2 separate regions of the Homo sapiens genome follow, and region 1 is linked to region 2. A link is an interaction called in ENCODE POLR2A ChIA-PET data of the cell type or tissue named here. Cell type or tissue: Caco-2. All regions are shown on one strand. Each heading gives the region's core, and the rest is flanking DNA. Links, peaks and the distances in the headings are about the cores only.

The links. Peaks named below come from ENCODE experiments on the same cell type or tissue, not always from the same donor. Only the 100,000 strongest peaks of a DNase experiment are listed, where the experiment ranks them.
Region 1: POLR2A ChIA-PET joins it to region 2 with 5 read pairs; 9 of 35 experiments call an interaction of 5 or more read pairs at or near these places.

The regions. Positions count from the first base shown.
Region 1 is chr1:155,311,396-155,316,749 of GRCh38, reverse strand. It overlaps FDPS (farnesyl diphosphate synthase), which reads right to left. Exons shown (of 11, transcript NM_002004.4): 4 at 4,355-4,495. Among named protein-coding and RNA genes, the nearest start is that of FDPS, 5.2 kb to the right of the region's middle. In Caco-2, for the core only: no CTCF peak of the experiment used is centred there; no DNase peak of the experiment used is centred there.
Region 2 is chr1:155,222,450-155,226,449 of GRCh38, reverse strand. It overlaps the pseudogene GBA1LP. Among named protein-coding and RNA genes, the nearest start is that of MTX1, 16 kb to the right of the region's middle. In Caco-2, for the core only: no CTCF peak of the experiment used is centred there; a DNase peak (open chromatin) is centred at 1,556; H3K4me3 peaks cover 115 bases.

The DNA of each region.
Region 1 (5,354 bases), core at 1,355-5,354, 89 kb before region 2:
GCGCCATGTGGGTTCACTGTAACCTCCGCCTCCCAAATTCAAGCGATTCTCCTGCCTCAGCCTCCCAAGTAGCTGGGACTACAGGCACCTGCCACCACCAACTGCTAGGCCAGCTAATTTTTGTATTTTCATTCAGTAGAGACTGGGTTTTGCCATGTTGGCCAGGCTGGTCTTGAACTCCTGACCTCAAGTGATCCGCCTGCCTCGGCCTCCCAAAGTGCTGGGATTACAGGCGTGAGCCATCGTGTCTGACCATTAAATAGCTTTTCAAGACATGGTTTGGGTTGCTTTTTTAAAGAGACAAGGGTCTTGTCATGTTGCCCAAGTTGGACTTGAACTCCTGGGCTCAAGTGATCCTCCTGTCTCAACTCTTGAGAATCTAGGGATATAGGCACACACCAGCGCACCCAGCTCAAGACATGGTTTTTATTTTCATAACTTATTTCCTTTTTTTGTTTTTCCACTTCTAGATACATACCCAGGTTTTTGTTTTTGAGATGGAGTTTCACTCTCATTGTCCAGGCTGGAGTGCAATGGCGCAATCTCGGCTCACTGCAACCTCCGCCTCCCGGGTTCACGCGATTCTCCTGCCTCAGCCTCCCAAGTAGCTGGGATTACAGGCACGTGCCATCACACCCGGCTAATTTTTGTGTTTTTAGTAGAGACAAGGTTTCACCATGTTGGTCAGGCTGGTCTCGAACTCCTGACCTCACGTGATCCATCCACCTTGGCCTCCCAAAGTGCTGGGATTTTAAGTGTGAGCCAATGCACCCGGCCCTATACCCAGGTTTTAATTTTTATTATTATTTTCTTTTGAGACAGGATCTCACTCTGTCACCCAGGCTTGAGCAGAAGACATGGTTTGTGTGTTTTTTTTTTTTTGAGATGGAGTTTCGCTCTTGTTGCCCAGGCTGGAGTGCAATAGCGCGATCTTGGCTCACTGCAACCTCCGCCTCCCGGGTTCAAGCGATTTTCCTGCCTCAGCCTCCTGAGTAGCTGGGATTATAGGCATGTGCCTCCACGCCTGGCTAATTTTTTTTTTGTTTTTTGTTTTTTGTTTTTTTTTGAGACAGAGTCTCGCTCTTGTTGCCCAGGCTGGAGTGCAGTGGCACAATCTCAGCTCACTGCAAGCTCCGCCTCCCAGGTTCACGCCATTCTCCTACCTCAGCCTCCCAAATAGCTGGGACTACAGGCGCCTGCCACCATGCCCGGCTAATATTTTTTTTGTATTCTTAGTAGAGACGGGGTTTCACCATGTTAGCCAGGATGGTCTCGATCTCCTGACTTCATGATCCGCCCGCCTCAGCCTCCCAAAGTGCTGGGATTACAGGCATGAGCCACTGCGCCCAGCCTAATTTTGTATTTTCAGTAGAGATGGGGTTTCCCCATGTTGGTCAGGCTGGTCTCGAACTCCTGACCTCAGGTGATCCACCTGCCTCAGCCTCCCAAAGTGCTGGGATTACAGGCATGAGCCACTACACTTGGCCTAGAAGACATGGTTTTTAAGACTTTATCCCATCCTAATCCTGTGTGCTGTAGTGGATCCACATTGCAAAGGAAGCATGCAACACCGCCTGCCAGAGCCCAGCATGGGCCGTGGGGAAAGGACCGTTGCAATCACTGCTGTTATAGGCAGGGTCCTCAGGGAAGGAGGCATCCATCTGCATCTTTACCTCTGACCTAAACTCAGAAGAGTAGTGTGGAGGTCCTGGGCTTTCCACATCAAAGGCACATGTTTAATTGACTCTGTGTTTATTTGGAGTAGCATGGTTTCCCTGAAGCCACCCATTCACTGCCTCTCCCAAGGGTGACTGCAAGGACAATCTTGTTTCAGCCACCACCACTCAACCATGATGGTCTCCAAGATAATTAATTCCATGGCCTCCCCAAATTTCCTCTGCCTCCTAGCACTGATTCTTAACCCCACCAGCACTTTCTATTTATTAGGGAAATTAAAAAAAAAAAAAAAACCCAGGCCAGGCACAGTGGCTCACACCTGTTATCCCAGTACTCTGGGAGGCCGAGGCAGGCAGATCACTTGAGCCCGGGAGTTCAAGACCAGCCTGGGCAACATAGTGACACTCCATCTCTACCAAAAAACTATTTAAAAAGCCGGGCGTGGTGGTAGGCACCTGTAGTCTCAGCTACTTGGGAGGCTGAGGTGGAAGGATCGCTTGAGCCCAGGAGGTCGAGGCTACAGTACACCATGATTGCACCACTACACTCAAGCCTGGGCAACAGAATGAGGCTTTGTCTCTAAAAAAAAATTTAGACCAGGCGTGGTGGCTCACGCCTGTAATCCCAACACTTTAGGAGGCCGAGATGGGCAGATCACTCGATGCCACAAGTTCAAGACCAGCCTCAGCAACATGGTGAAACCTAGTCTCTAAAAAAAAAAAGCCAAGTAGAGGCTCGCTCCTGTAGTCTCAGCTACTTGGGAGGCTGAGGCGGTGGAAGGGTGGCTTCCGCTCCAGAGGCAGAGATTGCAGTGAGCCAAGATCATGCCACTGCACTCCAGCCTGGGTAACAGAGTAAGACCCTGTATCAAAAAAAAAAAAAAATTAAAAATTTTTAAAAACTTACAGGTGAAACTAGGGTGCTGCTAGGGTTAAGAACTGATTCTAGGCCAGGTGCAGTGGCTCACACCTGTAACGCCTGTAATCCCAGCGCTTTAGGAGGGCGAGGCAGATGGATCACAAGGTCAGGAGTTCCAGACCAGCCTGACCAATATGGTGAAACCCCGTCTCTACTAAAAATACAAAAATTAGCCAGGGATGGTGGCATGTGCCTATAATCCCAGCTACTTAGGAGACTGAGGCAGGAGAATTGCTTGAACCTGGGAGGCAGAGGTTGCAGTGAGCCAAGATGGTGCCACTGCACTCCAGCCTGGGCAACAGAGAGAGACTCCATCTCAAAAAAAAAATGAACTGATTCTACCAGTTAACCACTGGCCCCTCAAGGTCTTGCTTCCCTTGGCCCCCATAGCTTTACTCCTCTGCTCTGCCCTCATCCTCCTTCCCTTCCTTCCTTGCCTGTCATCTCCATATTTTGAACCCCTCAGCCCCTCAGCATCCCTGTCATCCAGGGCCCTCTCCCTGGATGCCATGGGCCTATTACCTCCTTGGAAGCAAATCTCTATTCTCCAGACCCATCTCCCCGACAAGTTCCAGACTGGAATTTCCACCGCCCACAGGACAGGCAGATCCACCTGCTCCACCCATACCAAGAACGTACCCGGGCTGACTGTGCTCAGCACGTCTTCCCTTGAGCCAGCTGCTCCTCTCAGGCCAGGCACTCAGCATCATCGTCACTCACCAAGTTCTGAATGCTCTTCCCTTTTGGGCTCACTGCCACCCTCCTCGGGCATGGCACCCCTCCCAGAACCCAGTCCCCCTGCCACTAATGAAAGCTTTAGGCCATGCCAGCAAACTAGACACCTTCAAGACCAAGACGAACTGGTATAGAAGACAAGGGGATGTGGGGATTGGAGCAAACTAGAGAAAGCACACAGGAGAACACATGCCGTCTTGCAGAAGTTGCATCCACTCAGCTTCAGCCAATTGTTGCTATGCGGGAACATGGACCCAAATCTTACAATTTCCCAAGCCATGCTAGAAATCTAGGTTTTAGTGTGAAATCTCTTTGTTAAATTTAGGAGACTTAATTGTAAAACATTTTCAAAATACTGTCAGTGAGCTGCCAGTTTTCAATTTCTGCTTCTGAATAGCCTTTGGAAGACCTCTGTCACCTTTTTTTTTTTTTTTTTTTTTGAGATGGAGTTTCGCTGTTGTTGCCCAGGCTGGAGTGCAATGGTGCAATCTCAGCTCATCGCAACCTCTGCCTCCCAGGTTCAAGCGATTCTCCTGCCTCAGCCTCCCGAGTAGCTGGGATTACAGGCATGTGCCACCACATCCAGCTAACTTTGTATTTTGAGTAGAGATGGGGTTTCTCCATGTTGGTCAGGCTGGTCTCGAACTCCAGAACTCAGATGATCCTCCCCCTTGGCCTCCCAAAGTGCTGGGATTGCAGGTGTCAGCCACCATGCCCGGCCTCCTCTGTCACTTTTATAGCCATCCTCTGCTCAGAGGAAAGAGCTGACACCTCTCTGCCCAGTCTCGAGGCCCCAGTCCACACTGTCTACAACTATCTACAGCCATCTTCATACCTAATGCCAAAAGAGGCTCCCCACATTAGTTAACCCTTGGAGTGATTCACTCTAAATTTGGCCGTAGCACACTAGAGACAAAGAAACACAAACACAACCCAGAAATAAGTTTCAGGCCCATCCCTCCCCTTCCCACCCAAGTCACCACCATTGCAGGAAACTTCTTCTCCCTTGCCCTACCCCTCTCACCAGTTCCACACACCAGCCCACAGTCCAGGCCCGCTGGAGACTATCAGCATCCTGTTTCCTTGGCTCCACCAGCTCCCGGAATGCTACTACCACCGTCAAACCCCGGTTATACTTGCCTCCAATGGCATTGTACTCCAGGACCTGGAGGGCAAGGAAAGAGGTACAGGGTATCAGGGTCCATACAGCAGCTACTGTGAGTTTTCTCCTTGCTCTCTCCCATTTCCAACCACCACCTAACTTTATCCTCCCCAACCCCAACTCCTCTTCAAGGAGCCTCTGGAATTGCTACTGTCTTTACTCCTTCCCCAAATTTCTGGAGCAAAGCTAGAAGAGGTCCCAGTACCCAGGCACATTCTTTCTGCATGGTCTACCCTAGTAAATTTATTTTTTGTTTTTATTTATTTATTTATTTATTTATTTTTTTGAGATGAATTCTCTCTCTGTTACCCAGGCTGGAGTGCAGTGGCACGATCTTGGCTCACTGCAACCTCTGTCTCCGGGTTCATGAAATTCTCCTGGCTCAGCCTCTCGAGTAGCTGGGATTACAGGTGCCCACCACCATGCCCATCTAATTTTTGTATTTTTAGTAGAGACAGAGTTTCACCATGTTGGCTAGGCTGGTTTCGAACTACTGACCTCAAGTCATCCACCCGCCTTGGCCTCCCAATAAATTTAAAACCTCCATAGTGCAGATTAAATGCTGCTCCCAAACCCAGAACAGGGCTTGAACCCACGGAAAACTCAGTACATGCTATAGGGATGACTGGCTTGTTCAGGTCCCTCCCCAGTTTCCTTCCCCATCCCCACCTCTCCTAGACTTCCCCTTCACAACCCATCCCTACTTTTCCAGCCACCTCTGCCTACCAGGGTTCAACCCTCCTGCAAATGAAAAGCCTCCTTCATTATATTAAAACAAAGCCTCTCCAAAGTCAGCCAGAAGACAGCTTACAGGGGACCCACGCTGTGGGATCCATCTCCCACTCCTCCAGTAGTGTCTCCT
Region 2 (4,000 bases), core at 1-4,000:
TCACCTTTTACCACTATCCATCTCACTCACACTGCTCCAGCACTCTCTATGCTTTTATTTTTCTTTCTTCCTCTTTCTTTCTTTCTTTCTTTCTTTTTCTTTTTCTTTCTTTCTTTCCTTCCTTCTCTCTCTCTCTCTTTCTTTTCTTTTCTCTTTCTTTTTTTTTTTTTTGAGATGCAGTCTTGCTCTGTCACCCAGGTGGTGTGATCTTGGCTCACTGCAACCCAGAGCAGTGGGGGTGATCTTGGCTCACTGCAGCCTCCGCCTTCCAGGTTCAAGCAATTCTGCCTCAGCCTCCTGAGTAGCAGGGATTAGCGCCATCAGTCCCAGCTAATTTTTGTATTTTTAGTAGAGATTTCATCATGTTGTCCAGGCTGGTCTCGAACTCCTGACTTCAAGTGATCTGCCCATCTCAGCCTCCTAAAGTGCTGAGATTACAGGCAGGAGCCACCACACCTGGCTCAGTATTTGTTTTATTTTTGTTGTGTTTATTTATTTAGAGACAAGGTCTTGCTCTGTTGCTCAGGCTGGAGTGCTGTGGCAGGAACACAGCTCACTGCAGCCTCCACTACCTCAATTCAGGCGATCCTCCCACCTCAGCTGAGACTACAGGTGTGCATCACCATGCCTGGTTAATTTTTTCGTTTTACCATGTTGGCCAGGTTTGTCTCGAACTCTTGGGCTCTGCTGTCCTCCTACCTTAGCCTCCCAAAGTGCTAGGATTGTAGGCGTGAGCCACTGTGCCCAGCTGGTGTTCAGTATTTGAATCCATATTTCCTGTAGCCGCAACCAAAGTTCCACTGTTAGGTCTCACTTTGACTTTAATAATTGTGTTCAGGCTGGGCACACTGGCTCAAGCCTGTAATCTCAGCAGTTTGGGAGGCCGAGGTGGGTGGATCACATGAGGTCAGGTGTTTGAGACCAGCCTGTCCAACATGGCGAAACCCTGTCTCTACTAAAAATACAAAACATTCTCCGATCGTAGTGGCGGGCGCCTGTAATCCCAGCTACTTGGGAGGCTGAAGGAGGAGAATTGCTTGAACCTGGGAGGCAGAGGTTGCAGTGAGCGGAGATCACGTCATTGCACTCCAGCCTGGGCTACAGAGCGAGACTCTGTCTCAATAAGTAAATAAATAAATAAATAAATAAATAAATAAATAAATAAATAATTGTGTTCGGAGTCAGCATCATTCTTCCTGAAGTTCACCACTCCTTTGCCAAGAACACTTCCTGAAACACTGACAAGCAGGACCTTGAATAATGGGGTATGGTTGGTAACAACTCACTCATTCAACAAACATTGAGCACCTATTTTGTGCTTGCCTCTAAATGAAGAGCTGGTTGTATTATTTATTTTTTTAGGTGACAGGGCTTTCCCTATGTTGCCCAGGTTCGTCTCAAACTCCTGGGCTCAAAAGATCCTCATCTTCTCAAGTGGTTGAATATACACGCTCCAGCGACCATGCCTGGCTGAATGAAGAGCTTTGAGATTTTGAAGAAACAGGAACCATGAAATTTGCTTTGCAACTGTTTGCAACCTTTAAGGAAGACTGAAAAGGCATTCCTGAAGCATGTGAGAAGCAGTCTGTGTGACCTGATGACTCAGAACTGCTTGGAATTTAGATTAGGACAGATATGAGCTTAGGCTTCACTCTGCCACATATTTAACTTCTCTAAGTCTTAGTTTTCTTTTCTTTTTTTTTTTTTTTGAGATGGAGTCTCGCTCTGTCACCCAGGCTGGAGTGCAGTGGCACGATCTTGGCTCACTGCAAGCTCCGCCTCCCGGGTTCACGCCATCCTCCTGCCTCAGCCACCCGAGTAGCGGGGACTACAGTCGCACACCGCCACGCCTGGCTAAATTTTTGTATTTTTAGTAGAGACGGGGTTTCACCGTGTTAGCCAGGATGGTCTCGATCTCCTAACCTTGTGATCCGCCCGCTTCGGCCTCCCAAAGTGTTGGGATTACAGGTGTGAGCCATCGCGTCTGGCCTCTAAGTCTTAATTTTCTTATCTGTAATGTAGAGTTGTCAGGCTAGTGCATGTAATAAGCACTCATGAAAGACTGACTATTATCTTGCGAAAAATTGGAAGAGATCATATGAGGTACAAGGACCTTCCATCTGCACTGGGCTGTACATTGAATGTTGTGGTTACTGTTGAAGCATTGGTAAATCACATGAATCCAATGGTAAAACCACACCCTAAGGTCAGACTCAGTGGCTCACGCCTGTAATTCCAGCACTTTGGGAAACCAAGGCAAGAGGATTGCTTGAGCTCAGGAGTTCGATACCAGTCTAGGCAACCTGTTTCTATAAAAAGTTAAAAAATTAGCTTGGTGTGGTGGTGTGCACTTCTGGTCCCAGCTACTCAGGAGGCTAAGGTGGGAGGATCCCTTGAGCCCAGGTGGTCGAGGCTGCAGTGAGCCAGGATCACACCATTGCATTCCAGCCTGGATGACAGTGTGAGGCCCTGTCTTAAAAAAGACAAAAACAAACCAAAAAAACCCACACCCTAGTGGGTAAGGGGCAGCAGAGGTCCCACCCAAGAGTGAAATCATTTTTGGTGTCAGTAATCAGGGAGAGTAATATACCCTCAGGCCAGAAACTAGAGGTGAGTGATGGCTCACGCCTATAATCCCAGCACCTTGGGAGGCTGAGGCAGGTGGATTGCTTGACCTCAGGAATTCGAGACCAGCCTGGGCAACATAGGAAGACCCCATCTCTAAAAATAAATTTCAAAAATTAGTTGGGCATGGTGGCATGTACCTGTAGTCCCAGCTACTATGGAGGCTGAGGTGGGAGGATCCAATTGAGCCTGAGAGGTCAAAGCTGCAGTGAATTGTGATTGTGCCAAGACCCTGTCTCTAAAATAAAATAAAATTACAATTAAAAACTAGAGCTGAAAGGACAGGTTCTAGGTTAACTGGTAGTAGTTGTTCATTCATCTGTATAAAAAGTACTTTTTTGAGCACCTACTCTGTGCTGTGCATGGAATGAACAAATGTCTTTATTTGACTTGAACACAGACCATAGAAGTAACTAACAGTGGAACTGGGAGTGGCACTCTCCATGGGACCTAAAGACCTAGGAGCCTGTGATATGATACCTGTCAGTGTGAAAGGGCTGGAGTTTGCTATCTGAGCCAGACCTACACTCCAAGACAGGTCTTGCTGGGATGGGATCAAAATTGCTGCTGGGTCAGCCGAACTATTTTTGTACTTCTGCTTTTCACTTATATTTATGTCTTCCCTAGGTATATAGCTGTCTTTTTTTGTTTGCTTGTTTTTCTGAGTCAGAGTCTTGCTCTGTCACTCAGGCTGGAGTGCAGTGGCGCGTCTCGGCTCACTGCAACATCCACCTCGGGTTCAAACGATTCTCCTGCCTCAGATTCCCGAGTAGCTAGGATTACAGGTGCCCACCACCATGCCCGGCTAATTTTTTGTATTTTTAATAGAGATGGGGTTTAGTAGAGACAGGGTTTCACTGTGTTATCCAGGATGGTCTCCATCTCCTGACCTCGTGATCTGCCCGCCTCAGCTTCCCAAAGTGCTGGGATTACAGGCATGAGCCACTGCGCCCGGCCACTGGAGACCCCTTTTCTACCAAAAAAAATAAAAATAAATAAATAAATATATATATATATTTGTAAAGACGGAGTCTCTCTATGTTGCCCAGGCTGGTCTTGAACTCCTGGCCTCAAGGGATCCTCTTGTCTCAGCTTCTTAAAATGATGGGGTTACAGGCATGAGCCACCGTACCAGGCCTTAGCAAACTCTTTTTCAAGTGCTATACAAAGGGGACAGAGGAACGTGATTGTGGCCACCTAGTATGCCCCTATTGGCCACTGCAGTGAGGCCTAGGTGTTTGAAGAGAGGCACCTAGGGTAGTGGCTCTCAGGCACACCCTAGGGGCATTTTGGAAATTTGTGGGGCATCTTTAATAGAGACAATGATTAGGAGGCACTTTGAGAATTTAGTGGATGGAGCCCAGGAAAGGTAGAC